2 separate regions of the Homo sapiens genome follow, and region 1 is linked to region 2. Evidence: chromatin loops called from intact Hi-C (ENCODE). Cell type or tissue: B cell. All regions are shown on one strand. Links, peaks and the distances in the headings refer to the core of each region. The heading gives the core; the rest is flanking DNA. Region 1 holds the start of LOC105372738 (a long non-coding RNA gene). Region 2 overlaps SAMSN1 (SAM domain, SH3 domain and nuclear localization signals 1).

Region 1 (17,038 bases), core at 4,451-12,450, 160 kb before region 2:
TTATTATGCCACGTTTGAAGTGGGGTCAGCTCTGACTTCAGAAGCCTACCTGGCTTAGACAAGTCAGTCTAACTCTCTCTGGATCGTTTATTTTTTTCTACCTAATTGATGCGAGCTGCACCTGGCACTATATTATTACTTCATCCTCTTTAGACCCACAGGCGATTTCAGCTTATAAAGGTCATGTCTTATTTTAGCTGTTATCAGCTAATTCATCACCATCAGAAAATTAATTAGTGAGCAGATTTACTAAAGACTCTATACCACGACCAAACTTTCAGTTAATTCAGTCAAATTGGTGAAAAATCAGTCCAGCCATTTTGTTTTGTGTGTGTGTGTGTGTGTGTTTTGAGCCAAACAACTAGTTAATTTATTGTGTCACTTTTCAGTAATTCATGAACTGGGCTAATTAAAAAATAACATTATATAAAGGACTTACATATGTAGAATTTTGCCAGAATTTTGACTGCTTGGATCAGAAATACCCATTAGTAAATCCTCCTTGGGAATGACCCCTAGAAGTTTTACAGTCACCTGCTGATAATTTGATGTAAATAACACTTTCTCAATCTGTTGGTGAGTACCATATGCCATTTAGGATAAAATAAAGAGGTATATTTTGGTGAGACATATTGTATCTATTTCCTCCCCCAACCTATCAAGTTTGTCGATGTAACAGGAAAAGAATATCTTCTATAGATTTTTAGAACTTGGTGTTTGAAAGTCTTTCTTAATTGGGTTCAATAATTTTTAACAGAAGCCTCGTGGTGGACAGAAAACTGCAGCAACCAACTTGAGCATGATAGAAAGTAACGTTCTTTTAAATAATTAATAGCTGCTAAAAGGTCCCATGTATTATGGAGTGGGGAGAGAGAAGACCAGATTTAATCAGAGGATTCAGGAAGGAGCGTTGATGAGAGAGATTAATCAAACTAGAGCATGGTCATATAAGGCACAGATCAGATGATTCACTCACAAAATTGAGCAAGAGCAAAGGAAGCACAGAGTAGGGGGAGGGTGACATGGTGGAGAAAGACACATATGCCATGGTAGTCAAATGTCAAACCTCATTAGAAAAGTTGTCCAAAACATCTCTAATGAGCTGGAAACAATGTGCAACTCACCTGGTTAGAGGCTTTTTTGCACAAATTCAAACTCAGGCCAGGTTGCTCAATGGGTCTTCAGAGAAATTACAAACACTGGAGTGAATCCCAGCCAAGGGGAGCTGTGTTAACAGACTTCTCCCAGCCACCTAACTTTGGCAATTGAGATCTTTGGCAAAGATGAAGCATTTCGTCTCTTCGAGGTAATGTTGAATTGGCTTCATCTATATGTTGCCACTAATAATTGTTATAGAAGACATTAAGATTAGAGAAACCAAAATAACCACCACAACAGACAACACAGTTTTTCCAAAGTATCAAGATCAAGCAAGGCTGGGGGCCAGATATCAGTGAGCAGAGAAGGATATGATGGAAATCTCTGTTCCCCTGCCAAAGGAGAGGAGTTAACTACACTGAGCCACCTAAGCCATCTGTATATGCAGAATGACCTTGGCAGAAGTGGAACACATTATTTGTTTCCATGGAAGAAGAGTTTTTTTGGAGGTTTTTTTTGTTTGTTTGTTTGTTTTTTCAATCAGGCGACATGGTCTGGTGCAGAGGTGTCCTCATTTTTACTGCCAAGACCTCCTGGGCATCTGATGAAATGTTGTGAACTTCTTTCACGTTTTTGATCTAACTTTGTCCTTTGTGGATGCCTTAAAATTAATGGATTAAAAACGTCAGCAGAACTCAACTCTTTTTTTTCCTTCTCCTCCTCCAATTATAAGTAGAAGGAATGATCCTCTGCAATCATCCTTTTGATTATGTCACTGTCTTTAAATAACTTGAAAAGAATTCTTAGTTTTAATTTGCATCAAAATAAAATGTTCTGACTCTCTTTCTTTGTTCATCCCGTACCTTGCTGTTCTTATTTTGTGTTGCACATCACTCTCACCTCCCGTCTGCAGCCAGGCATAAACTATGCCATCCTGCTTGCCTTATTATTTTCCTACTTTAAGATTTGCCACTGCCCTCACTTAAAACATCGCCCACACCCCTTTCCATGAAACCAGGCCGTTTATCTCTGTCCAAACTTTGTTTAATTTTTAGAACTTTATTGCCACTGTCCTATGTTATGTGCACATACCTGTTTCTGACACTTTTGTAATCTATATGCATTTATGTTGTCTTCACTACCAATCGTTTGTAAGTTTCTTAAAAACAGGGGCCCTATATACTTCTTCTTTGTCATTTTCTCAGTACAAGGCTTATCATTGTTAGTTGATTATTGGTTCCATTTACATATCAATGAATACCATGCGATATGGCTTGGCTGTGTCCCCACCCAAATCTCATCTTGGATTGTAGCTCCCATAATCCCCATGTGTTGTGGGAGGGACCTGGTGGGAGGTAATTGAATCATGGGGTGGGTTTTTCTCATGCTGCTCTTGTGGTAGTGAATAAGTCTCAGGAGATCAAATTTATAAAGGGCAGTTCCCCTGCACACCCTCTCTTGCCTGCTGCCATGTCAGATAAGCCTTTGTTCTTCCTTCGCCTTCTGCCATAATTGTGAGGCCTCCCCAGCCATGTGGAACTGTGAGTCCATTAAACCCCTTTCATTTATAAATTACCCAGTCTCAGGTATGACTTTACTAGCAACATGAGAACGGACTAATACACCATGCTACTTTGATTTTCACTCAAGCCTGGGCAGACTGTATTACTTTGTTCTCCGATTATTTTTTTCCATTTTCTATTTGTTCAGGTTTCTATAATATCTCAAGTCTTAAAATATTTCCCTTGAAATAGCAATAAGAGTGGTCTCTTTCAGCACACAGTGAATCTATTCAAGTGTGCCAGGTCACGCTTTGGAAAGTGTAGAGGGTGTAAGGAAAGTAGTAAATCCACAAATTCCTTTGCGTCCATCCACTCAACAGATACTTGACTCTGTACTTACATTCATGTTAGGTTCTTTCTTATTTAACTTGTCAGTGGCCAGTGTGTCTGTTACTTTGTTTATAGCATAGCCTTCTAGAGCTATCACTTTTCTATAGATTAATTTACACTTTCTAACTCCTACTATAGTTCTATGTACCCAGTCTCCCTCAATTACTTTTTGATGATAATTAAACCACCAAACGTATTTTCTTTAATATTTCCAAAGGAGGAAAATTGTAAATAATGACATTTTCCACATAAGCCAGAGACTTGAGTGTCAGCCATAATCTTGTCACTTGTTATGAGAGCCAAATCTACTAACAAAAAAGCCCCCAGAGGTGAGCACTGGAACCCCGTAGACCTTTGAATATGGAGAATTCGGGCCTAAATGTGTATCTGTGGGCATGTGAAACATCACTTGTTTTCAGAATGTCTCATACTGACTCCAGACAACCTTCTGGTGGAAACCTGTCCTCAAAGGCTAGTATCAGTCATATAATTGCTCCGCAGTCACCTTGCCTCTCATGATGTGAGCCCTACTCTGAGATCATTGTCCTAATTTATAGTATTTGAAAACAAGCAAAAGGATAGACTTGAAGATATATTGACTAAGTCTCTAGTCCAGGAGGTCAAAAATCTTCCATTGTGCTGAAAATGTCAAATTTAGCCCTTCAACATTTCTCTAAACAGCTCTCTGCAATTAAGCCTCACTAACAAAAATAACCAAATATTGAGAAAGAGTTGACAGAATTAAGTTTTGCATGAGGAGAATACTACTCTTACATTTCATTAGAATTCTGGCTAGAAAAAAACATGGTGCTGATGGGATCCCTGAGGCGTGTGAGTTAGAGAGCACCTATAACATAGCTTTGTGAGGCATGTGTAGGTGGGGGAAATTTTGGTTCAAATTCTAAAGGTGACAAATTGATATGAGCTTATTATTTATATTTCCAATTTGAGCATTATGTAAGACTGCCTCCCTCAGAATCAAGAGCACCTTGTTAAAAATGCCCCACAGGCCTGCTGGGCCATTCTCCTCTAGGGGTTGTATTGAGGGAATCCACCTTTTTTTAACAAGCTCTGCCAAGTGATTCTCATGTTCAGTAAAGTTTGAGGGCCGCTGATATACACTAAAATAGGAAATCAGAAATATTCACTGAATGCTGTGCACTGGGCTAGGTGCTGAAATACAAGAGTAAACAGACTCACTTCAAGAATTCCCAAAGGCAAATCATAACCCCATTCCTACAGTTATGCATTCCTACAGAGTGCACGCAAACTCTAAAGCTTGAGGACTGAGTTTTCAAGTAGGTTACTTTTAGTTTCTGTAAATGGAAATGCATTTTCTTATCAATTAAGCTAAAAAATAGTCAAATTTATTTAAGGCATTCATAAACTGTTCTCTTAGCTGATGAAAAAATTGTGCAAAGTTATTTGCTTAAGCCAGTCTGAGAAGTTCTGGCAGAACTGGTAGAGAAAGTTATATTTTGGGGCCCCATCTTCTTTCTTTGCCTGTTACATCTCCATGGTGTTTCATCAAGGAACCCCTGGACTCCTGGCCTTTCTTCTGCTTTCCTGTCATAACCACTCTAATGACATGAGTATAATGGAGAGAGCTAAGCTGATAGTCACAAGAAATGGGTTTGTGACTCACACTAAATATGTGGTGTGGCTTTCAGCAAATTCTTTAAACTCTTTCAGTTCCTTTATTTGCAAAAATAAAGGGTAAGGTTATAGGAGCCCTGATATTCTTCCTGGTCCTCTTTCCTCAGTTCTGGGTTGCAGGCAGGAATGATAACTATCCCCCTAGTATCATTGTTGGCTTCACCCAGGGGGAAGAGTGGATGTGTTTAAGGCTTATGCTGGGCATTCCATAACCGTTTCTTTATTCACTATGAAGAAACAATTTACTCAACACTTCACTTTACCTGCCCAAAGTGGAGCTATTTATTTATTTTGCAAGCACATACAGGGCCTTGTGATGCTCCAGGAACTGATCTAAGAGCTTTGCTTAGAGTTGACAGTAACTATTCATTTTTATAACAAGCCTGGGAGGAACTATTATTGTCCCCATTAGACAGATGGAAGAATGCAAAGCACACAGTCTGCTCATGGTCACGGACACCGGAAACCAGACAGTCTGGCTCCCATAGTCTGCGTTCTCAACCATTGTTCTGTGGTCTGTGCTGAAGGTCAGAGGACAGGGAATGGAGTGGAATGTGGGCAAGTCCACTACATTCTTTGCCAAGGACTCTGCATAAATTTGGTGTGGCAGAAGAGATCACAATAACTCTGAAAACATTTAAAATAATAAATGATAATGTACACGAATTCCAGCCATTGGGTACTGCTTTGGAAGACATATCAGTCTGGGGTCACACAAAAACCAGAGTGAGAACATTGAGAATGTGAAAATGAAAGTTGCAACACTTCTTAAACACCTTCTTTCGCACGTCTGTCTATAACCCTTCTCACAGGTTGCTTCTGCTCTAGTTCCAGCTCAGCTGAAATCCATCCTACCTGCAGCCTCAGATGCTAACTTTATCTTCTCTGTCTTAATTATTTAGATCCATATACGTTTACTTTTTGTAGTTTTAATAAAATCCCCTTTACAAGGTCTAAGAGATTACAAATGTAATGTGTGGTTGGGATAAATGTTGTTATAGAAATCATCACTAAGTCTCGTTTCTCATCTGGCGTCCCTCATTCCGGGGCCTGGAACCTTGATTGTGACAGTCAGGTTTTCTTTTAACTAAAGATTTTATAAGACCACAAACAACAAAATGGTTAATTAAGAATAATTATGTCACACCTGTAATCTCAGCACATTGGGAGGCTGAGGTGGGCAGATCACAAGGTCAGGAAATCGAGACCATCCTGGCCAACATGGTGAAACCCTATCTCTACTAAAAATACAAAAATTAGCTGAGTGTGGTGGTGCATGCCTGTAATCCCAGCTACTCAGGAGGCTGAGGCACAAGAATCGCTTGAACCCAGGAGGCGGAGGTTGCAGTGAGCCGAGATCACACCACTGCACTCTCAGCATGGTGACAGAGCGAGACCCCGTCTCAAAAAACAAAAAAACGAAGCATAATTATGGATTGGGAACAACTGTATCTGCAACTCAATATATAGTAAAATCCAGCATAATTATTTACTATAAATGGAATGATAGGTATTTCTAATATTAATTTCCAATTTTGCCTTGTGAGTAAATGGTTATACATAGCCAATTGGAACTAAGAAAAGAATTCTATTCAGGGTTGGTTTCAATTGCTAAATTTTTCTACTGCTAAAATTCTGCTGAATTTCTTAAGTAACATGTGATTGCACCCTGGGATGTCACTTCCTTATTTCAAGTTCCTTTTGCTATAAGCAGACAGTTAGTTCTCAGCTTTTGCTCAAGTAATTTGTCAGTGCATAATGTAACTAAAAACTTTCTATCATTTCGATTTTTAAAGGGGTTCACTCTCAGCAACACGCCTCTACCAAATGCCTGCTATTAATTAGTTATTGCCCTGGGGATGGTTTTCATGAGTGAAATATGGCCCTGAAGTTTTCTGTTTCCATCAAAAGTCTCTGTCTTCTTGCTCAGCTGACTTTATGCTCTTTGCCTCATCAAAGTTTGACTGAGCACTTACTAAGTGTTAGATACTGCTGGACTCTGAGATTACCAACAAGAATAAAATACAACTTCTTTTTTCTGGTAGCCCACTCTTCAAAGTGGGCCAGCTGCATACACACCTACAATATTATTTGAAAATTGTCATGATAGAGATATGCCCAGGTACCACAGCAAACTAAGATAAAGCTATCAACTGCATATTAGCATAGTGGAGGCTGAGAAACTTTCACAGAAAAAGTGACTTCTAATTTGATTTTGAAAAGGGAGTTGAAGTTGGACAATAAATGATGGTGAAGAGTCCAAAATACAAGGAGAAGCAACATGTGCAAAAACATGGAAAAGTTAGAAAGTTGGTGCAGTTAGAGGACCTTAAAAGGAGTATGATATGGCTGGGCATTAAGTGTTTGGGGCAGATGGTGACCCTGGAATGGCAGAGGTCTTTTGGGGTTAGATCATAGAAAGTCTTGCAGTTGACTGTACGCAGTGGCTCATGCCTGTAATCCCAGCACGTTTGGAGGCCAAGGTGGGCAGATCACAAGGTCAGGAGTTTGAGACCATTCTGGCCAACATGGTGAAACCCCGTCTCTACTAAAAATACAAAAATTAGCCGGGCGTGGTGGCGCACACCTGCAGTCCCAGCTACTCTGGGGGCTGAGGTAGGAGAATTGCTTGAACCCGGGCAGCCCGAGATCGTGCCACTGCACTCCAGCCTGGGCAACAAGATTGAAACTTTATCTCAAAAATAATTCTTGCAGTCTATGCTAAAGTCTTTGGCTTTGTTCTGAAGATATTCATCTTGAATGAATTCCAGGCCTGTTTTAGAATATGAAGGACGCAGTGCATTGTCAACCAAGAAAAATAAGCACTGATGCAGAAAAACCCAAATGTATATAGATTTTAGAAGGTATTTCAAGACTCAAACTCCAGATTAACATATGGTACTTTAGATGAAGAAAAAGCACTGACTTAGGTAGGGGAGTGGCATATCCACACCGGTCAGCAAGGGAATGAGTTTGTTGGTGCTAAAGTAAATGGCATGCAGTGAGCCTGGTAAGTAATTACAGAGCTGGTCAATAAGGCATGGGCCATTAAAAATGAGGTGGGAGTGATGGTGGCTTCTGATGTGAGTTTTATTATTCGATGTGGTATTACTAGAAAGTATTGATTAATTGGATATAGTGGAGAGGTGAAGTGGCCCAGAAAACAGGAAGTGAAATTAACTGACTTCAAGGCACCACAAGAAGTAGCTCAGTGTAGCCCAGGCTGAGACCCCAGATGGGTCAGAAGACCAGTGTTCGGCTAGTCAATGTTTTGCCCTTTTGTGTTTTATTTAGATTTCAAAAGGCCCTTGCTACATTTAAGAGATTGATTCCTCCCAGCCGGGCACGGTGGCTCATGCCTGGAATCTCAGCACTTTGGGAGGCCTAGGAGGGCAGATCACCTGTGGTCAGGAATTCAAGACGAGCCTGGCTAACATGGTAAAACCTCGTCTCTACTAAAAATACAAAAATTAGCTGGGTGTGGTGACATGCAGCTATAATCCTAGCTACTCGGGAGGCTGAGGCATAAGAATTGCTTGAACCCAGGAGGCAGAGTTTGCAGTGAGTGGAGATCATGTCACTGCACTCCAGCCTGGGTGACAGAGTGACTGAGACTCTGTCTCAAAAAACAAAGAAAAGAAATAGATTCCTCTCCCCTACCCTCCTTCCTTCTCTCCTTCCTTTCTTCCTCCCTGCCTCCCTCCCTCTCGCTTGTTTGTTTTTTTCCCCTTCCCTTCCCTCCCTCCCTCCCTGCCTTCCTTCCTTCCCTCCTTCCTACCTTCCTTTCTTCCTTTCTTCTTTCCTTCCTTCCTTCTTCTCTCCTCTCTTTCTCTCTCTGTCTCTCTCTCCTTTCCTCTTTTGCTTTCTCCATTCAGGCTACTATAACAAAACGCCTTAGACTGGGTAATTTATAAACAACAGAAATTATTGCTCATGGTTCTGGAGACTGGGAGGTCCAAGATCAAGGTGCCAGCAGAGTTGGTGTCTGATGTGGGCCTGTTTCTCATAGATGGCACCTTCTCTGTGTCCTAACTTGGTAAAACAGCCAAACAGGGTCCCTCAGGCCTCATTTTATAAGCACTAACCTAATTTAAGAGGTGACCTAATCACCTCCTAAAGGCTGCATTTCTTAATACTATCACATTGGGTATTAGGTCCTAACACACATTCTGGGGGAACACTACCATTCAGACCACAGCACTTCCTTCCTTTCCTTCCTCTCTCCCTGTTCCCTCCTTTCTTCCTCATTTCCTTTCTTTCTTTTGCTTTTGTTAACAGGAAGAGGAATCTACAGATTAGTTAAGCTAAAAATGTAACCCTACTATTGTCTAAAATTATAAATTTAATTAGCTAAAACAGTTTTTATAACCATTTTATAGCCACAATTATTAATTCTAAATATTCAGAGACACTAAAGTATGACATATGTAATATATTATTCTTGTCATATATTTATCCCCCTACTTGATCCACATTTTGTAGGTTTATTTTTAAGGCAAATTTAAATAACTAAAAATGTTTTCAGTTTTCTACTGAATATTTCTGTATAAACTTTTAGTCTGAACTTCCTTTCTTAATTCTAGGTTACAATAACATATTAATGTCTTTGAAGTGTCTATCTAATTTGAACATTGGTTCAATGGTACCCATACAACTACGTTTATGTACAGACATGTTAGATACACTCAGTCATCTAGGCTGTAAAACAAAAGCCTTTCTTTAGAGCTTTCACTTATAATGTGACAACTTTTTGAAAGAGTAAGATATTTGGCCTAGTTTTAAAGGCTTGGCAAAAAGTAGATGTGGAGATGCATGATCAGCCTTTTATCTAGCAATCTATTATTTCTAGAATTCTAGGTCAGGGATAGCACAGCTGAGAAAAAGACAACATTAAACTCACATAAATCTCACCTGTATATCTGACAGAATAATTAATAGCATTTTTGTTCCTAAATGATCTTCTCCCATATTCTTTGCAAAACAATAGAGTTTTCCATGTGCCACACAATATCCACCCAACTTGCATATAGTAAGGTAGAGAGTTTTCAGAAAGTATGAGTGGAGAATTACTTTTGTGAAAACATGGGCAGAGAATCACGACTCCTTAAGCGCATGCCAGACAATGATACACAGAAGTTCTTTGCAGGAGAATGAATCAGGCCTGTCATCTGAATAGGAGTACTGGGATGACAACAACCATCACACATTCTCAGACTGTTCTCTAGTTTGTTCCTGAATGGAAATTATTTTAATGGGAAATTCTAAAAAGCATTAAATTATCTGTATTTTCCCTTGATTTAAAAAGCAACATATACTGTTTCAGAAAACAATTGAAAATACAGCAATTAGAAAGTAGAAAATTAAATCCACAATTCTATCATTTAGAGAGAGAAAAACATAAACATATCCTTAAATACAAACACACATATAGACAAAGAATACTATATACAGAGCTGTACAAACTATTTATAAAATAAAAAATGCACATTTATCTATTTTAGTAATCTCAGTTCAAATATACACAGAGGGGAACATTGAAGGAGCACACAATAACTGATTTGTGGTTGGCCCACATTACCATTGTGAAATCTGGTGGGTTGGCAGAAATAATTTTTTTTTTACTTTATTTTTTTAAAAGAGTGAGCATTACTGTTTTTTGTTAAAGAGGGACCATTGAAAGTAAATTTTCTAGCAACAAAATTTACCCCAAGAAGGAATATTATGAAACAGACTCAAAGATTTTTATGAGATACGGACATAGTGGTTCTTGATTTTCTTATTTTATTTTATTAAGTTCTGGGATACATGCGCTGAATGTGCAGGTTTGTTACATAGGTATACATGTGCCATGGGGGTTTGCTGCACCCATTAACCTGTCATCGTTTCAAGCCCCACATGCATTAGGTATTTGTCCTAATGCTATCCCTTCCCTTGCTCTCCTCCCCCACAACAGGCCCTGGTGTGCAATGTTCCCCTCCCTGTGTCCATGTGTTCTCATTGTTCAGCTCCCACTTATAAGTGAGAACATGCAGTGTTTGGTTTTCTGTTCCTGTGTTTGTTTGCTGAGGATGATGGTTTCTATTTCATCCATGTCCCTGCAAAAGACATGAACTCATTCATTTTATGGCTGCACAGTATTCCATGGTTCTTGATTTTTCTAAGGCAACACGATTAATCATTTCTTCACATTTTGCCTTTGTTTCAAAAGGATTTGTGGTTTCTTAAAATAATACACAGATTTGTTTTGAAACAAACATTACAGATAAGGAGCTAAATTATATTATAAATGAGTGCATGTAATATGAAAAAATAATAACTAAGTTCAGTAAAGTTACTACCAATTTATAGCTTGGTGCCCAGTTCTGACCTTCATGTTAACCACCTCTGATGGGAAAGAAACAATGAGCTATCGTACATCTTTCATAGACTAATAGGAGTTAATATGGTCAGGATATTTTCTAGTCTTAAATCCTGAGAATGATTTGTTTTAATTGATACAATCTTTTCCAGGTTTTTCTCTATTTATTTATATATTTTCAAATTTTCAGAAAGTTTCTTTATAGAGCCAGCCTTTCCTGAGTGCTATTATATATGAGACGTTATACTAGAGCTTTACGTCGGTATTCTGATTTTTTCCTCCCAACAGCTCATTGCTATAAGTACTACTATTACTCTCATTGAAAGCTGAGAAAACTGACACTTGGAGACTTTTAAGAACTTGCTGAACGTAACCTCTCTAGCAAATGGGCAAACTGCTTTGGAATCTATGGCTTTTGAATTCTAAATCACATATAGCCCACTCTTTTCATTGGGTTTCTGTAGTGAACTTTAGTAAAAGTGTAAGGTTAGGCATAATATCTATGTGAGGTTGTTAGCTATTTCTCTGGGGAGCTAGAATATAGATTAAAAACACGCAGATAAAGCATCAGTGAAAATAGGTGGACATGGGTCCTCAAATTTTAGTATTAGTATTACCTGGAGAGTCGTTAAAACACAGCTTTCTGGACATCACCCACAGGATTTTTGTTTCAGTGAGTCTGAAACAAAAATTTGCATTTTTGCCCAAGAATTTGCATTTCTAACAAGTTGTCAGGCGATGCCTATGCCGCTGGGTCAGTGGTTCATAAACTTGAAGTCACATTGGAATCACCTGGAGGGAATTTTAAAATTCCTGGGCTTTATCTCTTTTAATTAATCTTGGATGGGTCCAGGCATCCATAGGTTTTATGAGTTCCCCAGGTGATTCTAATGTGCAGTGAGGTTGCATACCATTGTTTTACACTTTCCCTATTTAATATCACTTGCTTTGGTTGGGCTTGAGACAGGGCATTGAAAAAAAGACAACTTAAAATTAGATCCTTGACCAGTTCCTAAAAGGAAGGGATTATGCTATTGATTGAAAGGAGTTGGCAGGCAAGTAGGTGCCACGGTCATTGATATGGTTTGACTCTGTGTCCCCACCTAAACCTCACCTTGAATTTTAATAATCCCCACGTGTCATGGAGAGACCCAGTGGGAGGTAATTGAATCATGGGGGGGTGGGTCTTTCCATGCCGTCCTCATGAAAGTGAATACATCTCACAAGATCTGATAGTTTTCTAAGGGGGAATTCCCCTGCACACTGTCTCTTGCCTGCTGCCATGTAAGATGCCCCTTTGTTTTTCCTTCCTCTTCTACCATGATTGTGAGGCCTCCCCCGCTATGTGGAACTGTGAGTCCATTAAACCTCTTTCCTTTATAAATTACCCAGTCTCAGGTATTTCTTATAGCAGCACAAGAAGGGACTAATACAATCCTTTACTGCAAGTTTAACGTTCTTTCCATTGTACCTTGAAGGGCCTGAGAATCCATAAAATTAGTTCAAAATATGCCCTCCCGACATGCAAACGAGGTAATTCAATAAAAAAAAATGTGTTTACCCCTCTTGTTATCCAGTTTTTCTCAAATTGATGTTTTTGACTTTGGCTTCAAGAGGCCATGCTGATCTCTTTGTTCTGACAGTAATAATTTGACAAGCTTCTAACCTCCAGAGACTCCTCCTTAATATAATCCAAGTGCTGTTTGCTATAGCAACATTCAATTTTCACACAACCTGCTTTTTCATACATTTTACTGAAATATCCCTGATCCATCTTGCATATGTCAAATGCAGAATGCATGTCATCCTCTAACTAAGGAATATCACCAGCCCTTGTGAAGTAGGGCTGTCCCACAGTCATGAGATTCTTTCGGGCTACACCATCATTGTCTTGTATGTAGTGTGGGTGTGTGGGTAGGGGTGGGGATTGGCCAATTATGTCAACATTTTTTATTGTTGCATTTTTTTATTATGTCATAAAAGTGGGTGTTTCCAAAGGGCAAAGTATAATTGAAAATTCTATAAAATGTTTTAACTCTTGGGATGAAACTCTTCTTATAAGGTCCAACTCTATTGTTTGACTTTTATACCTTTGAATTTTAGTCATATGTTCAGGGGTTTACTTTGCTCAACAAGGTAAATCAGTATAGTAGGCAACTTCACTACAAATAGTTATGGGAGTAATTGCTCACCTGAAATACAGCATCTTATTTTTATATTTGGAGCTTCTGTGACCTAAATTCACTGCTTTAGCACCAAAGGCTTATTTAGCAGCATACAGCAACATAACTTGCAGGGAAGTGTTCAAGGCTGTAGTATCGATATTTATACAGCAGGAGGGAATCAAATCATGAGCATAGCACGTGGGAATTCAAGGGAAGCATTGGTTAGTACCCACCGGAATTTCAGGACAGGGATTGTGACAGAGGTAACAATTGAGATGGCTGTTGAATTATCAGGTGTTGACCAGTGAGCAAGGAGGAGAAGGGCATTCTAGAGATGCACAGACTAGAGCAGAGCAATACATCATGCAAGATCCAAGGTTTTCCCTACGGTGTGTGCAAGAAGGCGAGTCAGGGTGCCACAAGAGATAGGGTAAGATAATGTGACATAAATAAAATTTGTAAGCCACGTGTTGGAGATTCTGTCAGAGTCTCACCATATCTTTGTACCTTGCCCAGTTCACTGTGCTCCAGGGCCAACTTCAAGCTGTGCCTTGGGGCTTTGTTGGATCTCTAGAAGGTTCTCTGGCCATTCTTGGTAGGCCAGAAGTGCTGAAGGAAGTGAGTCCCCCCGTCCCATTCCCAAAAGTGCTGCGGAAGTGAGTCCCCCCATACCCAGAAGCAGACTGACTAGATTTGTTGTATATGTATCCCACAACCTTCTCCCTTCATTAGGATAACTCGGAGACATGAGTTTTGTAGCAATTCCCCAGGATATTGTAGCAGGATTAAGCTCTAGTCTTCCCTGCCTTCCTGTCTGTGTATCAGTTCCCCATTCCCTTGTTGGTGTTCGTTGTGCTCCCAAATAAACTATCAGCGTGTAAACCCTTATTCAGGGTTGCTACTGGGGAAATTTGTGCTAAGGGAACATGATAAGGAGTTCCAGGAAGGAGTTTAAAGGTTTTAGATAAAAGTAGTTTCATCATATTTTGAGAGATCACGCTGACAGTGAGGGGATAGATAAAGTGGATGTGAAAGAGAATAGAGGCAGCAAGACGAGTGAAGAGAAAATTGCCAGAGTAAAGGGAAGATTTCAAAGACTGGTTTCCAGGACTGGGGATCGAGGAGTGGAGCTAGACAGCAGTGGTGGCTGTGGGATGTTAAGCAGTAGACAGAGTCAGCTGAATTGAGGCCGTAGGGAAGACTGAGAGCGAACGGTCCAAGAGATAGCACAAGACCAGGAGAATGGTTTATCCATTCAAGGGAGGAGCCAGCTCTAGGAGTAAAGAAGCTCTCTCTCAACTGTGCTACCAGCTCCAGATAGATGATGTCCGCAATGAGTGTATTAGATTGGAAAAATTTGAATCATTAATAACCTTCAGCAAATCACGTTCCATAGAATGATGGGACATAATTCTAATTATGGTAGACTGAACAATAAATGCAGTGACCAAGTGATTATAAATTAGTCTTTGCAAGAACATGGCTTTCAGGGGAAGGAAAAAGAGAATGATGGTTAATGGAGGAAGGTTTAAGGTCAGAGATGGTGTTTTTTAAAGACAGGAATGGCTTGAGCTGATGTGTAGATGGCAGTGATATAACAGGTAGAGGCAAAGAGGCTGAAAATTCATCAACTGATAGTATAAGGTCTTTGTTCTGAAAGAGATAGCAGGAGGGAATGAGATCATAAGCAGAGCAAGTAGTTTAACCTCACATTGTCAAGTGTTGCTGACATACCAGACCCATGAAGGGATAAAGGAAGTCAGGAAGCTGATTTAAGAGGGATGTGATATTTGTAATCTCTTACTATGGGTTTTTTTTTTTATACAGGCATTCCTGTAAACTTATATTCATGAAGAAAGTCAGAGTACTTGTTGCAGATGCAATGCTAGGTCTTCAGCCATGTGCTATAGAAACAGAAGGTGACAAATATAACCAAGGATTGGGAGGAGAAAAAGAAGAAAGCCAATTTGGGAAATGAGACTGTAAAGTTTATAATGCTACTGATTTTCAAACATTTTCAGAAGCAATGGAAAGAAGAATGCGAAGAAAATGAGTTTATTTTCCAAAATGCTTTTTTTGTTATTGTTTTGCAATTTCCCTTTGTTAACATCATATAGGTTATGGGGGTTTCTGTTTTGAAAAAAATAAATACTGCACCGTGTGTGGATTGCTACTCAGCACTCAGCAATAAACAAGTCAATGAATGCTCTAGGTTTTAATGAATTCGGTTTTACTTCTTTACATCTACTTATTAGCTTCTCTACCTAAGATGTGTACACGAATCACTCTAACATCCAGGCTTCCCTGCAAATTAAAAACAACAACACAACACAGAAAACAAAAACCACCCAGAGCTCTCAAAATTAATCCTAAATATAGTTTTGCCTGGCCCCTGTGCAACGTACAGGCTTAGCATGTTTCAGTTTTTCAGGTCTTCTTTTTGGCGTCTAATTTCCTGAAGTTGAAGAGACAGCTGTCTGGGGGCCTGAGACTTAAGATGATGAACATGCAGATATCAAGGAAATGGTTTCCTTACAGCAACAGCTCCTTTTAGATCTGAGCATTTCCTCATTCTCACCTGACTGTAGAACATTACAAGTTTCCATTTGTGCTGAATTCAGATACATTCTTTCTTATTGGTGGAGGCAGTTAGGGTTAACTTCTTTTAGCCTGCTTTATGCAAGGCAAAATTTAATCAAAGTGATCTCCAGATTCCAGTAATATGACATTTCAACTGTGTATCCTGAAGAAAAACAGTGCATACAGATGTTTGCAAATGAAACCAGAGGAAAATACTAAATCTTTATTTTTTTCCTTAGCATTTAAAGAAAGCTTGTTTTTATTTCTGGACAATAACAATTTCTATGTTAGCCACTGTTTCCTCGTCAGTCTGAGAGAAGTAAAGCATTTTGTCTTCTCTGGCAGTTGGGGTTTCTAACGAGAGTCTGCTTATCCGCATATGAAAACAGGAAGTGCTGTTGGCTGGTGACTGACTTCCTTCACTTACTACCTGCTTGTCTAAAGTTTGGGCTTCATAAAATTGGTTCAATCTTCATGGTCCAAGTAAAATAGAAAATGAAGCAATTAACCATTTAATTTAAACGATATTAACAGTCTGAGTAATTCTAATATCGATCACTTTCACACCCTGAATTACTGATGAAGAAAAATCTATAAAGTGGAATATGGGTTATGATCCAGTGCCAAGCTGGGCCATTTAGGACATGAAGTGGACAATTTGGTTTAGTGTTGGCAAACAGCTAAACAAGCCATCTTCAATCATTTGCGACTTGCAATAGTAACTTAATGTTGTTTGATTTTATTTCATCTTCCTATTTCACTTTTTATGTTCTATATGGCATTTTTGCTTTTTAATAAGTAACTTTACACGTACTGAAGCAACTACATGTCACTTTGTTTATATATATATGTATTTTTTGAGATACAGAAAAGTCCTCTAATTTGCCTGTAAGGCAGTTTTGAAAGTTGTTGCTTTAGGAACAGAGGAGTGTAAGGAATCCTACAGAGAAAGTCCTAAGTCATATCTTGGAGATAAAGAAACTGAGGCCAAGAGAAATGAACTGCCTGAAATCAAACCACTGGTTACTGGTAGTTGCAGGCTGACAACAAAATGACTGCAATTGTTCTTGGTGTCTGTGTTTACATCCATTGCAATGTGACTTTGAATCTGACCATGCACTGTGACTTTCTTTGACTGATTGATAGAATTTGGAGAAAATAAGGATGCCAGCTCAGCAGCATAATTATAATATAACTAATGCATAATTTATTTAATTTACCTTTTCTTAAATTCCCAGAATATTTTATAAAACTAGCAGTTCTCATAGGGATTTTTCTTTTCACAATTT
Region 2 (13,132 bases), core at 637-8,636:
TTTATAAATAATTTTAGCTATTATATAGAAATATTTCTTTTGATAACTCAACAATTTATTATGGAACATTTTAAATATATGTAAAATTAGAGAGTAGTAAAATCTACCCCCATATAGCCACCATCCAGCTAATGATTCAAGAATGGCCAATTGTGTTTCTTCCTCATAGCCGCACATTTGCTGCTCCTCGCTAGATTATTTCAAATTGTATATAAGAGAGTAACATTACTTCCTTAACATCAAATAGCTAGTCATTTAAAAAATTTACCCAGTTGTCTTTTGATGTTTTTGGTATAGTGGTTTATTTGATCTATATTTAAACAAGATTCATGGATTATACTTGGATAATATGTTTCTGAAGTCTCTCAGTTTATACTTTAACTCTTTCTTAAAATTTTTTTATATTGATTTGCTGAAGAAGCTGGGTTGTTTTGCTCTGTATTTTCTTGTCTGTATTTTTTCCGACTGACTGTATCTTCTTGGTAACATTTAACATGCTCTTCTGTCTCTTTTTTTCCTTAAATGTGGTAGCTAGATACAGAGCTTGGTGTGATTGCTTTCTTGCTTCCTTTCTTTCTTATAAACAATATCTCATTAGTTGTATTTAATGCTTCCATCACAAAGCACATATTCTGGTTATCTCCTTTTGTGTGATTTTAGTGGCCATTGATGATCATTGCCTGGATCCAACATTGCATTAGGGGTTTGCAAAATGGTAATCTTATTATTTCATCATTTTTAATTGATTAGCTGAAGTATGAACATATACAGAACAATTTCCCCTCATCAACTATTTAGTTGATGAACTATTTAGTTGATGAAATAGGTTTCATACAGGAAAGGCAGATTAAATGTCTAAGTTGTCCCTTTATTTGTTAGTTTTCAGAATATAATTATAACATTTCCCAATGTAACTGATGCATTTTTCTTTTTAGTATCCTTATGAACTCATGAATTTTGACATTAGATGTATTTCAATATATTGCACTTTTCTCCATTTTACTTTTTCTCCTTACACTGTATGCTAGAGGTTATTCTGTTGCATATAAAAAGATGTATTTAATTTTTTACAGCTTCATACATTTGCATTGTGTGGATGTACCATATATTATTCAATCAGTATCCTCTTGATGAACATTAGGCTTTACAGCTTTTTGATAATATAAAAGTGCTACAGTGAATATGGAAATGTAAACAATTCATATACAAATGTATTGCTGATAAAGACATCTAGAAATGGAATTCTTGGGACAAAGGGCAAATGTATATGTAATTTTGCTAGATATTGCCAAATTTCCCTTTATAGGTATTGTGCCATTTTACAAATGCATTTCTAATTGCATAAGGAAAGACTGGAAACATTCGTGTAGAGTATAAAGACTAAATATGATCTAAAGTCAACAGACACAAAGAATTATCTAAAATATATATAGCATTTTTATTTAAGCTCATCTTCTTTTTGACACTGCTTATTTATATAATAACTCTGTCTTGATAAGAACTTCTGTCATAAGATAATATTTACTAAGTCTAATACATTACAATTATATAAACAACATTATCAATATTCAAACACATTCTCATTTATTAAGTACTATTATTTAGGAAGCAAGCTTTGTTTCCATATAATTCACCTTGTTATCATAAAACTTTACAAGAACAGAAGTCATAAATGTGTTCATTGTCCAGACCTCATAGTAGACATTAGTCCTTTTTTGTCATAAGCCATAATCTATACATCATAAAACCATCTGAGAAAGTTAGTTACTAACTTTTAAACTAGAGAATAATGAACAAATATAAATGTTCTTTTAAATATTTAGATTTTCTTCTTAAGGGTGTCTTAACATGGATTGATATACTCCTATGGCATAAAGCTATTGAGTAATTAGTGATGAGATGACTGACAAAACCCAAAGTAATAGTCCAGTGTCCTTCTTAAACCACGACTCCTAAATCTGCTTTTCTTTATTGATATAATGAGGGGAGAATTAATTTTAAAAGGTGGTGGCTATTGATTACTTAATGGAAGAAGATAGTGTAGCAAAATGCTGAAACGAGTCTATTCTGTGCCCTCCTGTGCAACAGGACCCATTATCCCATTGTGGAAATCGCACCCTTACTCTCATTAATATTTAACAGGCTATATATAGGCTACAAAATTGCCTTGGGCATGGGCTCCAATCAGCCATAGAATGGTTTCAAGTATATAAAAGAGTAATAGATTTCTGTGTGTTCAGATTGTTTATAAGCAGGACAACAATACGCTCAATTCCCTTCTGTGATTGCTGAGCAATGACAGCCAGATGGAAACACCTCCTAGGCAAGTTGGAGTGATTCATATTCTGGGAAGCCACTGTAGGCTAGTAAGTACTACATAAGAAGAGTTTGTATTTTCCAGTGTGGTTCTCAGTTTCAGCTTTCGTTTCTGCTCCTCTCACCACAGGCTGAAGGGCTCGTCCAGCCGGGGTGGCAAGTCAGCAAAAGGCGTTAATTGTGTCTAACACAGCTATCATCCTTGGGGCAATATTCTGTATCACACTGTCTATCAAGCTAACCCCTTGCCAGAGGTCAGGATCTTTTTATTTCAGTTCTTTTAAAAGGGAAACAAAAATCTTTAAAGATAGCTGGTAGGGAGACATAAGAGCTTCTAGGGACTAGGAGCCCTTGAAGTTGCCTTGTACTAAAATGGGCTGTGATTTCTGAAAGGACAATATAGCAGGTCCTCCAAAAACAGTTTTCTCCAACATCATTTTGTTATAATAATATTGATGGAGAAAAAAAAATCAGTTCCTGACCAGGGTCACTGTCTGTGCAGGGTTTGCACAATCTTCTCATTTATGTGTGGGTTTCCCCCCACATCCCAAAGAAGTGCATTCCAGGTCAATTGGCATTGGCGTGTCCAAATTGTTCCACAATGAGGAGTGTGGATGTGTGCTTCAGTGTGCCCTGCGTTGGAGCAGCACCCTGTCCAGGGCTGGTTCCTGCCTTGTGCCCTGAGTTGTGGGGATAGGCTCTGGCCACTCACAGCAACCCTGAGCTGGAATAACTGGGAAAATAATTATGTTAATTTTTTAAATTAATTTTTCTTAAATATATGTATGGATCGCATTTGTTTCAGTGTTTACCATTAGAAGTGTTTGGGTCTTTATTTAGAAATTTGATGATGTTTTTGTGATGAAAAGTAGATCACAGGAACTTGTTATTTGAACTTGTGATTTCAAGTAGCCTATGGTAAAGTGGATTTTGTTACACCTGGTTTTGCTTAAGGTAGCAATTTCCGAGATCCCATTGAGAGCATTAAGGGAGGCCTTGTTGTACAAAGTTTTATAGATTACTGACTCCCATTATTAATTTTCTAAATTACCAGATTATATGTCAGTACCACCAGTTTGTTTTTAAAATATGATAAACTTGAAATAAGATAAAGTCCTTTAGAAAGAAAATAGTCTCGGGATTTATGAGTACACAAAGAACCCAACATCAGATATCCACCATCCCAAACAATGCATAAAATTAGATAGTGAGGAAATATCAATTTTTTGACTCAATGACTCAAAAGAATTTTAAAATATGTTTAAGGGATTCATTTATTTTGTTGCATATCAGAAATTATTTATAATTGCCTGCCTACATTGAGTTGCATAATAAAAATGTAGCTTTGTAAGCAAAAGGTATTCAAGACAACATCTTCTATTAACATACTGAGCTTTTTCTCAAAACCAGTGAATGAAACTGACCCAGAGATCTCATTGTAATTCTATGTTAAATGTGGAAAAATTCCATTTTACTCCCAACCTTGGACTGTGCATACCTAAATGCTGCTTTCAATTTATTAGTAAGTCTGTGTGTGTGCCTTCTTTTTCTGATACCCAGCAGAGAACTTCAAATGATCAAGAGTTGGTAATAGAAAATGCACTTATGTTCTTTTTTTTTTTTTAAACAAACTTGGTCTTTTATTTTCATTTTTATTTTAATTTTCGGGGTACATGTACAGGATGTACAGGTTTGTTACATAAGTAAACATGTGCCATGGTGTTTTGCTGCACCTGTCAACCCATCACCTAGGTATTAAGCCCATCATGCATTAGCTATTTTTCCTGATGCTCTCCGTCTCCCTGCCCTCCACCCCACAGGCCCCAGCGTGTGAACAAACTTGATCTTTGTGAGGCGTAATGGTGGATCTACTCAGATGCTTGCTTTTTGTTTGTGTTTTGTTGTTGTTATTTGTTTGTTGGTTGGTTGGTTAGTACTACATGCTGTTAAGTTTGTGGTTAGCTCATTTCAAGAAGCTTTAGTTTGGAATTCAAGGATTCTTCAGCTGCCACTTCAAAGAGCAAAATTAAAATAAAAAATTTAAAATAATTTAACCAAGATTTTCTCCAAGGTGCTTACTTAACGCTATGACAAAAAGCGTAGAAAGACATTTGATCAACTGTAAATATAAAAATGTTAATAGGTATACCTTCACAGCCTTTGGATATTCCAGAGAGAAGAGCTTTTTAAAGCCTGTATTTGCAAGAGACGGTGCTTATTAAACTATAATCTAATATACTTATCAGTTTGGACAGTGAAAATAAATTCTAAGTTTCCTTTGCTTTTTCTTTTCTATTTTATAGCGAAGCAGCAGTTTTGGGAATTTCGATCGTTTTCGGAATAATTCTTTATCAAAACCAGATGATTCAACTGAGGTTCGTAGTTTATTCCATTTTTATGAATGTTATGCAAACACATTATGAAATATTATGAAGACAATGTCACTTTTGCAAAGTAAAATAAGAAAAATGAATACATTTTAAAATTATAGCCTTGCATATGTTTTTGTGATAAATGAACAAACCATTATTTAGTACTGTTGTGGAAAGCAATGGGTTCTTGTCACACGACCAGGAAAATTTAGGCACACAGACACATTGTAGGGTGAGTAGGGCAGGGTATATCGGGTGAAAAGGAAAAAAAAAAAGAGGAACTCTCAACAAAGCAAGAGTCCTGCTAGCAGGCTCCTACCTTACAGATTGAATCCCAGGCTACCACATAACAACAAAAGAGGCCAGGCTCCTCCCTGCAGCAAACCACACGACCTTCCCATAGCTCCGTCCCCTTCCCCCAGTGCACAGGTGGGCATTATTAAGAGAGAATCAGTTGGGAAAGGGTGGGCTTCATCCAGGATCATCAGTCTGGTTTTTCAGCCTTCAAGCTGTTTTAGGCTCGAAGGGGAGGTTTCGCAAGGGACCGTTGGCTGTTTCCTGTCTCTATCAGTACCCAGTACCGTGCAGGGCATTAAAAGTAAAATCTTATTTTAAGAAGCCTAACAGATGTTTGGGAAAGCAAAACATGAACCCGAAAAGATAGAATTCAAACTGACACTGACAATTCCAAATTTCCTGAGTATTTCTACTATAAAACAATGTGAGTATACATATATGTACACATACACATACATTGTATTTATACACATTATTTGATAGATATATATAAAATGTTATGTAAGTTGTAATTGCTTTAAATTAGAACAAGATTAAGTGGCCCAACTGTAAATTTGTTAAGGAGAGCATACAGCTGCTCAATTGGACTCTCACACTTCAATGTACACTGAAACATCCCATTGGTGAGTGCTACATACACATTTGTACACTATGAACATTTTAACCGTAGCTTAAGAAAAGCTTCCCATAAAATAAAGTTTACGTAATAATTTCAATAATATGTTCATTTAGTTGAGCACTCACGATGAAATAAGCACAATGCTAACTTTATCTATCTATAACAATTTACCTATTTATAACATAGGAACTATTAGTATATCTATTTTGCCATTGCAGAAATATGCTTGCTTCATCAAATAAAATTACTTCTAAATTACAGAGTGAGTAAATGACAAAGGCAGAAATCAACCTTTTCTCTGACTCCAAAGTTTGCCATATTATCTCATAAAGTAGGGGCCACATATGCTAAGTGGTTAATGACAGGTACAACAACAACTAATAAAATAGTACAGAGAAGGGGTGTCTACTAAGAAAACTGAAAATACTGTTTACCATTGAACCTGATTCAGCAACCTTACAGGTAATATATTCTTTTTAGATCAATAGGTTTTTAGATCAATAGGTTTTTAGATCCTATGCTTATTTTCAAATATAACTATCTGTAATATTTTAAAATAATTTAATTTCAGTAATGATCCCTTTTATTAATTTATTATGTATATATTCACATTTATGAGTAAACTTGTACATAATTGTATAGTCAATCAACATTTACATAATTGTAAGTAATAAATGTAATATATACATATAAATCTCCCCCTGGCCACATATATGTGTTTGTGTGTGTGTGTGTATATATATGGAGAGAGAGAGAAACTGTATATAATTTTATTTTCAGTTGGCATTTTGTATAAATTTTTAATTCTCCACAATCATACATATATTCTACTGCTATTTAGTTTATAATTCTGGAATTAACCTGTACAAGATAGCTCATGTTCATTCAGGTTCATTGGTTAATAATGGTGGCCTAGTAATTTGTAAAAGAATTTAGCAAACCTAATAAAATAGTGTGCATATTTTTCAACAATCCAGCACTCATTCAAAAAATAACTACTCTATGACAGGTTTTCCCTTAGACACTCAGGAAGTACTGTTGCAACAACACATGAAAATCCTTACTTCATGCCTGGAGTCTATAGGGGAAGACAAATCTTAAAAAGACAAGAACAAAACCATAAGTAATATTTAAATAGAAATTTAATTCAGGCTATGGAGAAAGGCATAGAAAAATGTTAACACTCAAAAGACATAAACATAATTTCTTTGTAGCTTCTGTAAATAACGCTAGAAAAACCTGAAAAATATGTGTGGTACATTTTTCTGAAGCTTAGAAATGGTAGAGTAACACAAGTAGTAATTAACATTTCTTATTTATGTTAGCAAAGTAATTTTATAATGAAGACAGAGAAAGTTTAAGTAGAGAGAAGAAAAAGGCTAACTCTAAAATTTTAAAGTGCTTCCGAATTAAATTTTATTCAGGACTTTTGAATTAAGCAAAGAATCTTTGCCTTGATTTCAACCTTGAATGTAGAAATTAATAAAGTGCAATGAGGGTTTAAATTGGCTGTCCATTCATATTTATCATAGGCAATTTGGGGTAAGATATGAAGCAAAATATAATATTGATTAATAATGATGTTAACTATGTGGTTAAACTTTTATATTAAAATATTCAAGTTCACTAAAGAGAAGTTTCCCATCATTTTTTATATTCAGTGAATGACTACCTGTCCACCTACCAGTAATGGTGGGCAGTGTTAAACTAGATGTCCTTCAAGTTTCCTTTCTTGCAAATATAAGGTATTTTAGGACGTGTAACCCAAACATGTCCTCCAAGAAAAAAAAATCTGCAACGTTCTACATGAGAAGTTTCATTTATTCAAATAATATCAAGTGCCAGCTCTGTGCTTGGAAGTACTCTAGACACTCAAAGAAAACAGACAAAGTCTCAAGTCTCATGGAGCATGCATCATAGTGGGAGACGCAGACAATAATCAAATGAACAAACATATTATCGGGTAATGTTAACTGCTTAGAGGAATAATTAATCAGGGCCAATAAACAGGATGTATGGAAGTGTGGAGGGTGATCAATCAGAAAATTACTCTCCTATTATATGACATGTGAATAGAAACCTGGACGACTGAAGGAAGAAATTCTTGGATATCTGGCGGAAGCCAATGGCAAAAGCAAATACAAACTTGGTGAGAACCTGATAGAGAAACTGCAAGGGGGCTAGCATGGCAATACTTTATTACAGTTGTTTTCAAACTTTAGCGAGTATCAGAATCACTTGAAGAGCTTGCTAAAGCACAAACTGCTCCCAAGTGATGTTAATGCCGCTGGTCCAGGGATCATATTTTGAGAACCACTGATCTAGTGAGCGAGGGAGACTTGAGAAGTAGCGAGGGGCAAGGTGGGTAGTGAGGATATTTTATTTCATATAGATTCTATATAATGTAATATATATCACATAATATATTAATTATATTGACAGAACATTATTTTATGTTATGACATATAGAGTCTTGTGGCTGTGAACAGAGTGTTTTATTCTGAGTCATTGGTTTAACAAAATTCCTAAGCACAGACTGAAGCAGTCCAAATAAGATGTTTGATTAATATAGCATGTGAATTACATGAAGATTTCTGTACTAATGGCTGGAACTAGTTCATATTTACTATTGCTTGCGAATATGGGAAATGTGCACACTAAGATGAAAAAAAATCTAACATTTCTCAGTGGATTTAATTAACACAAAAACTTCTTTAAAATAACCACAATCATCTCAATTTCTATGAGAAGCAAGAGGATATTTTAAGGCCTATTCAACACAGATAGATGCTACAGCCTATCTAAAGCTTCCAATAAAATATTTCTCATCTATGTAGACATAAGAACTCCTTATACCTGGTGTTTAATATTATTTGTTCATCTCAAGAAGAGGGAATAAAATGATTCTTCAATACAGCTATTTAAAAAATAGTCAAAATTCTCTAAAAGAGTTGCAGATGTGAGGCTCAAGTCCTTTAACATCACGAATTTTACTTTCTGAGTTCGTAACACAAGCAACCAGGGCTGGACAACTTTAAAAATATGTGTTATGTCCGGATTGTTAGAAATTTTGGAGGCTGCTGCACAGAATGCATGCAAAATCCACAAACTCAGAATGTTCTCTGTAACAGTGATTTCAGATCAATGTTTTTTATTGCTTTATTATTTTGTCTTTTGTAAACAATTCTAAACTAGGCACATGAAGGAGATCCCACAAATGGAAGTGGAGAACAAAGTAAAACTTCAAATAATGGAGGCGGTTTGGGTAAAAAAATGAGAGCTATTTCATGGACAATGAAGAAAAAAGTGGGTAAAAAGTACATCAAAGCCCTTTCTGAGGAAAAGGTAAATATTCTCTGATAATCATTTGTATTTTTCTACTAAAACTTTCTTAAACTATTCAGCTAGACTATAGAAGTGCTTGGTACTTTATGAAGTACTTAAGCATTTGTTTTCTTCCTCAGTCATTATGCCCAGAACTTGGGTGGAAGGAAGTATTACTTTCATTTTAACAGAAGAAACTGACACTCAGAAAGATCATGCATCTGCTGGGTGCAGTGGCTCACACCTGTAATCCGAGCACTTTGGAGGCCGTGGCGGGAAGATCACCTGAAGTCAGGAGTTCAAGACCAGCCTGGCCAACATGGTGAAACCCCGTCTCTACTAAAAATACAAAAATTAGCTGAGCATGGTGGTGCACGCCTGTAGTCCTAGCTACTCAGGAGGCTGAGGAAGGAGAATCGCTTGAACCCGGGAGGCGGGGGTTCCAGTGAGCCCTGATTGCACCACTGAACTTCAGCCTGGCAACAGAGCAAGATGGCGTCTCAAAAAACAAAACAAAAAAAAAGATCATGCATCTAGAATGTGATGCGAAGAACAATGTGAAGAACAACATGTCATTAATTTAGTAGCAAGTATCAGTACTTCATTCCTTTTTATTGCCAAATAATATTTCTCCTTTTATAGATGGATCACATTTACTTTATCCATTTATCACTTAGTGATTACTTGGGTTGCTTTCACTTTTTGGCTATTATGAATAATGCTGCTACAGATACTTCTGTTCAATTTTTGTGTGGAAATATTTTTTCATTTCTCTTGGATATATAGTAACTCCATGTCTAATAGAGAAACTGGCAAATTGTTTTTTTAAGCAGGTGTGTCATTTGACATTCCCATCAACAATGTATGAGGGTTCCAATTTCTCTGCATCATTGCCAACACTTGTTATTGTCTGTCTTTTTAATACTAGCCATCCTAGTGGATGTGAGGTGGAATCTCATTGTGATTTTGATTTACATTTGGTTGTACTTTACGTTTCCCTGATGACTAATAATGTCAAGAATCTTTTCATGTGCTTTTTAGCCATTTATCTATCTTTGTGGAGAAGTGTTTTTCAAATCCATTGTTCGTTTTTAATTGGGTTATTTATCTTCTTATTGTTGAGTTTTAAATGTTTTTTATATATTCTGGATGCAAGTTTTTTATCAGATATATGACATGCAATATAATATATTTTCTCCAATTCTGTGGATTGTATTTTTATTTTCTTGATGGTGTTGTTTGTAGCACAAATGTTCCTAATTTTATTGTAGTCCAATTATCTTTTTTTGGTCACTTGTGCTTTTGGTAACATATTTAACAAACCATTGTCTAATCTAATGTAATGAAGATTTATTCCCATGTTTTCTTCTAAGAGGCCAATAGTCTCTTAAATTTTGGTGTATCATTTATTTCAAGATAATTTTACTGTACAGTATATAGGAAGAGTCCACCTTCATTCTTTTGCATGTAGATATATAGTTGTCCTTACACTATTTGTTGAAAAGACTATTCTTTTCCTATTTGATTGTCTCGGTACTCTTGTTAAAAATCAATTGACCATAAATATATTGTCATAAATATATGGATCATAAATAAGTGAGTTTACTTATGGACTCCCAATTCTACTTTATTGATTTTTATGTCTTATGTCCATTCTCTTTTTCAATCCACTTCAACAGGGCTCTGTCTCCAGTACTCCATTAAAATAGCTGTCGCCGTCAGTAGTGACCTCTGTGTTGCCAGGTCCAATGGTCACTTTTCTTTCTCCTTACTACTTTTCAACTGTATTTGACCCAAGTGCTGATTTCCTTACATATAAAACATCCACTTTTCTTGTTTTTTTTTGACTAGGCATGCTTCTGGCATTTCTTCTTCCTCATAGCTTCCTTTCTTGGCTCTGCTTTCTTTCTCATCCCTTGAAACATCTTCCTGAGGCTTGTTCCTGGATGCTCCATTGAATCTACATTCTCCCCTTAAGTCAGCTCATCTACTCTCATGATTTTGTTTTTCACAACTATATCTCTAGCTATGACCTCTTCACTTATCTGCTATATTAATACAATCAATTGCTTATTTGATATCTTCATTTAGATGTCCAGTAGACATCCAAAACCTAATATATCCAAAGCTAATATATTTATTCTCTACACTTTTACAAAAAAAATGGTTTTCTCATCCAGTATTCCCAGTGGCAGCAGACAACACTGATCCCCAAAATAAATAAAAACAAAAATATAAAAAATAGGAAGAAAAGAAAATCTAAGAATCACCCTAAATTCCTTCTTTTTCTCACTTTTCACACTAATTCATCAGTAAATTCTCTGAATTGTATTACCACGTATATATAAACTCCCTAATTTCTCCATGTAAACTATTCCTGCTTTAGACTAAATAACCAACCTTTCTTTCCTGGATTACTATCATAATCCCCTAATTGCTTTCCATTCTTTTTATTCTTTCCCCCATAAAATTTATTCTCCATATGAAAGCCAGAAATATCTCTGACAAGTGGAAATCAGGTCATGGTTAAAATTTCAGTGTCTTCATAGTGAACCTCTTTACTTGGTGTGTTCATTCTAGATCCCAAGAAAAAGAGTAGAAACACCACAGATTTATGACAGGAAATGCTAGGAAGGCTAAAGAGAAAGCCTTTAGACTGCAACGTAAATCTGACATCTGTAAAAGGATGAGGAAAAGGAAGAAGAATCAGGTAGAGAGAGTCTCATACTTCAGCAGAATACTGAGAAAGCTTTGGTCAGATTGATGGAGGATTCTTATACTAAAGTTTTCCATTACAGGAACCCTACATTCCACTAGAATGGGCTCAAACAATACCCCTATTTTTTCAGTTACTGAAAGGGAGCATGGCTTTAGTGCAAATGGAGTGATGGATACAGAGGGGCAGTCCTGGGACTGTCAGTAAAGAAGGGTCCCGCAGCAAGAGATCTAAGTGGCACATTTCCATGGCCACCACACATGGTCTATAAAGCTTTTCTTGATGTGGCTCCAGTCTACTTCCCTGAACTCACACACTAATATTCTCCTTTCTCACACTACATTAGCCTTGCTGTTTTCCCTGCACAACCCAAGATAATTCTGAGTTCAATTATTTTGCTGTTGCTATTCCTTTTGCTTGGAAAACTGTCTCCAAAGCTTCACATAAGTTACATCTTCTTATCCTTTAGGTCAATAATTCAGGGCATATATTACTGTATGGCAGAGGTCTTTGGAGGATACTCCATTTAAATCAGCCAACCCCTAACCCTAACCTCAGCAACAAATTCTCTCACATCACCCAGTTTTATTTCTTTCATAACACTTACTATTCTCTGAAATTGTCTTATTGTGTTTAGACACACCTCCCCAAATACTCTACACAGACACACACACACGCACACACAAACACACACAGCTAACACAATAGAATATCCTTCATTATAGCAAGCACCCTGTTATCTTGTTTACCATGAAAATCCCCAGTTCCAAGAACACTGCTCAGTACCTAGGAGGTGTTCTATAAAATTGTGTTGAATGACTGAATCAAAAAAGAAATGGATAAAAGTGGAGAATCAAACTGAGTGTATATCATTTGTGTATTCTGAAGTTTTATCAATGTTTAGAAATGCTCACAAATAAAGAATGTTGAATTACATTCTGATGAATATTAAGAAATTCATAGGTTTAATCCAAACTATTGAAATATGGAAAACATTGGAGATGTTTTCAAGAAAATATAATTTGTTTTGAAATTGTCTGTCTTTTCTAATTTTATGCAAGATTTGCTTCTCACTTGACTAGGTGGCAAGCATGGTATTAGATTTGTAAAGCTTTTTAGATAAGCTTTGCTTTAGAATTGCAAAATGTACATGTTTTATTCATATCTAGTGATCTGGTAGGATGCAAATAACTGACATGAAACAACTATGCAGAGTTTAAGCTTGTAGGATCAGATCTCAATGGATTAGTAATGGTGGTAAATAGAGCATAAGGACAACATGAAGAAGTAAAAGTGCTTTAAAAGATAAACCATAGATGTCAATAAATCTAACACTTTTGATTAAATAATATTGATATGATATTCATCCTAGTTTGTAAAAATGAGCCATTATAATTTCAACTGAATTTTACAGAAAGAATGTGTCATCTGAGTAATTTTTCCAAGTATATTGTGAAAGGTTTTGCTAGAAATTGAACTGAAGATGAA

What was found. Hi-C counts contacts between places; a loop is a spot of excess contacts. Peaks named below come from ENCODE experiments on the same cell type or tissue, not always from the same donor. Only the 100,000 strongest peaks of a DNase experiment are listed, where the experiment ranks them.
Region 1: a loop joins it to region 2, with 3 times the contacts of the local background. A loop is called at or near these places in 7 of 110 quality-filtered maps.

Annotation. Positions count from the first base shown.
Region 1 is chr21:14,675,039-14,692,076 of GRCh38, reverse strand. It overlaps LOC105372738 (a long non-coding RNA gene), which reads left to right and starts at 13,478. Exons shown (of 2, transcript XR_937589.2): 1 at 13,478-13,599; 2 at 14,997-15,392. RefSeq lists enhancers at 5,176-5,275, 5,296-5,345, a silencer at 7,554-7,663 and a cis regulatory region at 14,087-14,483. In B cell, for the core only: no CTCF peak of the experiment used is centred there; DNase peaks (open chromatin) are centred at 4,846, 5,396, 6,346, 7,816 and 2 weaker places; H3K4me3 peaks cover 1,932 bases; H3K27ac peaks cover 4,425 bases.
Region 2 is chr21:14,512,709-14,525,840 of GRCh38, reverse strand. It overlaps SAMSN1 (SAM domain, SH3 domain and nuclear localization signals 1), which reads left to right. Exons shown (of 8, transcript NM_022136.5): 2 at 4,620-4,691; 3 at 8,800-8,949. All of the region lies in intron 1 of LOC124905053 (a long non-coding RNA gene), which reads right to left. Among named protein-coding and RNA genes, the nearest start is that of SAMSN1, 27 kb to the left of the region's middle. In B cell, for the core only: no CTCF peak of the experiment used is centred there; DNase peaks (open chromatin) are centred at 2,420 and 5,140; H3K4me3 peaks cover 1,466 bases; H3K27ac peaks cover 1,811 bases.